2 separate regions of the Homo sapiens genome follow, and region 1 is linked to region 2. The links are chromatin loops, found by intact Hi-C in ENCODE. Cell type or tissue: PC-3. All regions are shown on one strand.

What was found. Peaks named below come from ENCODE experiments on the same cell type or tissue, not always from the same donor. Only the 100,000 strongest peaks of a DNase experiment are listed, where the experiment ranks them.
Region 1: it touches region 2 in a loop (7-fold over the local background); 2 of 110 quality-filtered maps call a loop at or near these places.

What each region holds. Positions count from the first base shown.
Region 1 is chr21:33,800,510-33,803,009 of GRCh38, reverse strand. It overlaps ITSN1 (intersectin 1), which reads right to left. Exons shown (of 40, transcript NM_003024.3): 20 at 566-580. Among named protein-coding and RNA genes, the nearest start is that of ATP5PO, 110 kb to the left of the region's middle. RefSeq lists an enhancer at 847-1,348. In PC-3, no CTCF peak of the experiment used is centred here; a DNase peak (open chromatin) is centred at 1,159; H3K4me3 peaks cover 639 bases; H3K27ac peaks cover 1,856 bases.
Region 2 is chr21:33,893,500-33,895,999 of GRCh38, reverse strand. ITSN1 (intersectin 1) reads right to left here. Exons shown (of 40, transcript NM_003024.3): 40 at 1-2,500. Among named protein-coding and RNA genes, the nearest start is that of ATP5PO, 21 kb to the left of the region's middle. RefSeq lists enhancers at 1-530, 531-1,117. In PC-3, a CTCF peak has its summit at 1,051; a DNase peak (open chromatin) is centred at 1,039; H3K4me3 peaks cover 772 bases.

The DNA.
Region 1 (2,500 bases), 93 kb after region 2:
GCCAATTGTTTAAGGCTTGTGGGTGTCTTTCAAAGTGAACTGTTCGGAATCTTTATGTAACAGGGGTAACCCTTTATGTAACCCTTGGTCTCATATATTTTGAAACATAGACATTTTAATTTTTGCATATTGTTGACTGTCCATTTTTGCCTCTTAACGACTTCTGGTTTTTATAGCTTCAAAAGGCCTTTCTTAGCCAGAAAATTATTCCAATAGTCTGCTTAAAAAAATTTTTTTCCCAGAATTTTATCTTTTATGTTTAATCTACTTGGAACTCCTTTTTGTCTATGGCCTGAGATGGAGACTTGACCTAATCCCTTGCCAAACACAGAGCATTCAAGTTAGTCCTTAAAAGGAATCTAACAAAAAGAAACCCAGTACACAAACTGAGAAGACTTACGACTTACTTTTTTTTTAAAAAGCACAACCTACTACACAGACTCAAACACATTTTTACTGCCGCAACAACACCCAGAGATACGTGTACTTACACAGAATTCAAGTGACTTAAAAGGACAAAACATTGAATAAGATGCAGACTTCCTGACAGTTAGGCAACACTTACCCATTCCCCTTTAACCTCCACCAGGAAAGCAAAGGTTTGAAAGCAAGGCAAAATATATGTTTAATGACATGCTTTATTCTTACAGCATATCTAAACTCTACGCATCTCATCAAGCTGGTGGTTAACTAGCCAATTCGAGGAAAAGGTTTCAACAGGCCTAGGATTACAAGTGAAGCCCAGATATGTTCCCGAAAAAGAGCAACACTTTCTCATTAAGATACAGATCACCTGCAACATTTCCTCATCATCACATTTCATAACATTCCCTTACTTTAGGATGAGAGCGAGCTGCTTCTCTGCACCTTGTGTTGCAACAAAATCCAGTTTCAAAAATATTAGGCTGGTTTGTTTAACATTAAAAAAAAAATTGTAATGAGGTCCTCACTGATGTGACATTGTATTTTCAGAAATTTTAGATTCCTATTATATGGTGTTTACATATTTTACAATTAATCTGCTTTACAGGATACACTACTTCAAATATGAGGCAGTATGAGTAAAGTAGCTTCAGGCTATCAGAAACCACGGTGTAGGAAACAGCAGGTGGTGAAGTCAGAGGAAAGCTGACAGAAACACACCCCGCTGGCTCAAGTTACCATTTGTGTGTACAGAGTGGCATGCCCAAACCAACAGTTCTTTCTGTAAAGGATGAGTAAGGCTGGCACCCAGCATGTTTCAGTCAATAACTGTGTGCTGAATGAAGCCATGGAGTATACTTGAAGAGGTTTTTGCTACTGTTAAGGTGATTTTAACTTTTAAAGATCTGGAGCCTGGGCAACATAGGGAGACTCTGTCTCTACAAAATGTAAAAAAATAAAAATTAGCTCGGTGTGGTGGCACACGCCTCTGAGCTACTCAGGAGGCTGAGGCAGGAGGATCACTTGAGCCTGGGAGGTGGAAACTGCAGTGAGCCAAGATCATGCCACTGCACTCTGGCCTAGGTGACAGAGTGAGACCCTGTCTCAAAAAAAAGAAAAAATAATTTGGGATGTTTGGCCTTGCTTCTTCTAGCCCATGGTAATTACAGAGAAAGCAGCTATTAGGAAAAAAGGGGACACAGGAATTCATTTCTCTAAGTGCCAAACATATTGTTATTTCTAGGTATTTTAGCCTATTAAAGATCCACAGATATGATGTGTATATGGCAAGATGAATGCATGAGTAATAGTAAAATCACCTGTACACCACCCTTTATACTTCAAAGACATACAGTCCTTGGGTAAGAAACATGTTTGTTTCAATTGTTAACTTTCACAGTTCTTTACAAATTCTAGGCCAGGCATGGTGGCTCATGCCTGTAATTTCAGCACTTTGGGAGGCTGACCTGGGAGGATCGTTTGAGCCCAGGCAATTCAAGACCAGCCTGGGCAACACGGAGAAACCCTATCTCTATAAAAATTACAAAAATTAGCTGGGCATGGTGGTGCACGCCTGTGGTTCCAGCTAGTTGGGAGGATGAGGTGGGAGAATCGCTTTGCTTGAGCCCGGGAGGCAGAGGTTGCAGGGAGGCAGAGGTTGCAGGGAGGCAGAGGTTGCAGGGAGGCAGAGGTTGCAGTGAGCCAATATCACACCACTGCACTCCAGCCTGGGCAACAGAGTGAGAACTTGTGTCAACCACAACAAAAAAAAAATCTAAATTATCTTTAAAAAAAAAAAAAATGTTAAGAGTAATGCAGAGTTGACTACTTCTAAGACTCTAAAGAGAGTAACTAGAACAAGGAACTACTATTTTCTTTTAGAAAATGATTTAGATCAACCATGTCTGATTTTCTTTCTTAAACTGGTTCCTATAGTTTTAGTCACATCATAAAATGATTATTAGTTCAAGGAAAGAAACAATAACAAAGCAAAATTCTAAACTATTTTCTGTTACAAAGTAGGAAAGCAGATTAACTGTATAATTCATTACTCTTTTTACATAATTAAAAGTTCACA
Region 2 (2,500 bases):
GGGCCGGCCTCCTGGGTGTGCTGCCTGGCAGCCACAAGGGGCTATGCACTCAGAAGGGACCTGAGCTTGGCTTAATGCTCTCCTCTCACTGTCTAGAAATGCTTCATCACCTGAACAAGGGGCCTCGCATTTTCATTTTGCACTCTGTCCGCAAACCACGCGACTAGTCCTGACCAGGATGACAGGACTGTGGAGCAACGTATTTCCTGTTTCCCTCTCCAAGGCACAGAGCCATGCATCCCCCTAGGTGTGGGTAGGTACACACGCATGCGCACACATGCACGCACACGCACGCGCACACACATACACATATGCACGCACACACAAACATGCACATGCATACACGCACATACACACGCACACACACGCACACACACAAATACGCACACACGCACAAACACATGCACTCACAAACATGCACACACGCACACATACACGCACACACATGCGTGCACACACACGTAGACACACACACATGCACACACAAACACGCGCACGCACACACATGCATGCACGCAAACCCATGCACACACACGCACACGTGCACGCACAAACACATACATGCACACGCACGCACAAACACGCATGCACACACCACGCACTGAGCTGCTGCGTCCCACCAACAAAAATTCCCTTCCACCTAAAATTCCAGAAGTCAAAGTCTACAAGTAGAGACTGTAATCCAATCCCAATAGAGCACACCGTAACTCCTAGAACGCTTGCTGGGGAGCAGGGCCTCCTCCAGGTCACCTGCCCTGCAGTCCACCCAGCCGACAGACACTAAAGCTGATGCAGAAAGGGTGGGAAGCCTGAGGACCTCCGTGCAGCCCCAGCCTCAGCGGCAGGGAAGAGCAAGGTCTCACTGGAGACCCCTGGCGCGCTAGGCTTGAACCCTAGGCTCGCCGCGAGCTTCCTTCCCACCCAGCCTTCGGTCTCTGCCAGGCCCACATTCCTAGCTCTGAGTCCGTTTTCCTGTCTTCCCCTACACCCCACATCACCAATAACTCCTTCTGCGATCTACACAAGAGCAATGCCTAGCAGCTGCGGTAGGTGGAGCCGGCACCTTGAAATCTGCCAGTGAAAACAGCGAGTTTCCTCCTCCTACAGGGAGACCCTCCACCCCCGCCGGTGACAGTGCACAGAATGGCAGCGGCTGCTGCTCACCCAACGCTGCAAAGCCACTACACCCTTTCTTTGGTTCCTGTCTGCCTGAGGCCCCCATTCTGTTTAGATACAGGAACGGCAGGAAATAAGAGATTTGAGTTAAAAAAGAGAAATGCAAAAGCGAAGAGAAGCAGAGTCGCACAGGAATGTTATTCTTTCAAAAGATAAAAGTATAAAACCAGAACTTCTGGAAGAAGAAAATACGCATTCTTACCACTGCCTAAAAAGAAACCTTAGTTTCTGGTTAATCCTCAGGAAATATCAGAGAAATGCTGATTTTTTTTTTTTCAAGGCTGACCAAAAAGTCCACTTCTGAACACAGCTTTATCTGGTGGGCTTTGAATACTAAAATATTCATACTAGGCAGATGATAGTAACAATATAGGCTGGTATAGAAAATCGAACAGAATCCTATTAAAACACAACTCACAAAACACCCCTGACATCCAATAAGGGGAAACTGACCCTGAAATTTGACAAGCACACATAGTGTCAGAAAAATTATGATGTGGGTGTAATATGGCTCCCCCAGGGCCAGGGTAAAGAGGGTTCCTTTGAATGGAGGAACTGATTGAGGCTGCATGGAACTAAAGAAGTTATTGGGAGGTGGATATGAACTCTTTTATAAGCGTTGGGTCTTATTTTAATGACTTAAAGTTAGTTTGCCATCAAAAGCAATGGCAAAAACCGCAATCACTTTTGCACCAACCTAATCCAATTAGGCTTGCTTGAATGCCACCAAGGCAGGCCCGTCCAGCTGCCGCCCAGCTTCTAGGAGGGTGGCCTGGACCAGGATGGGGACTCCCTAAATGAACAGTGCATTAACTACTAAGATGTTTCTGAGAGATCACAACCCAGAGATGGACTGTCTAGTGTGTCTTGGTGTCTGGGTTTTAATGCTCCCAAGACAGACAGCTGTTAGATGTCTTCTGTCTTTCATGTGGACTAAGTTTCCATGCCTATCAGGAATAGATTTTTTTTTTTCTGGCTCCTACAGATATAAGGTTATGTATCTTACTTGATCCTGATGAAATGCAGACATATCCTGGATCTGATACAGTGCAGGCTGAGGAAACAGGAATTCTAGAACTTTCCTTTCCTCTAGCTCAAATAAACTGTGTTCCAAGTACAAAGAAGCAGGATCCAGAGGAAGCTGTGGGGCGCCATTAAGTTGACCAGCCAATTACTTCCTCCGTGTCAGGTCTAACCAGAAGAGGTCTGCATTAGCTCTTTTTTTGTTTGTTTTGAGAAGGACTCTCGCTCTGTTACCCAGGCTGGAGTGCAGTGGCGTGATCTCGGCTCACTGCAACCTCCGCCTCCCAGGTTCGAGTGATTC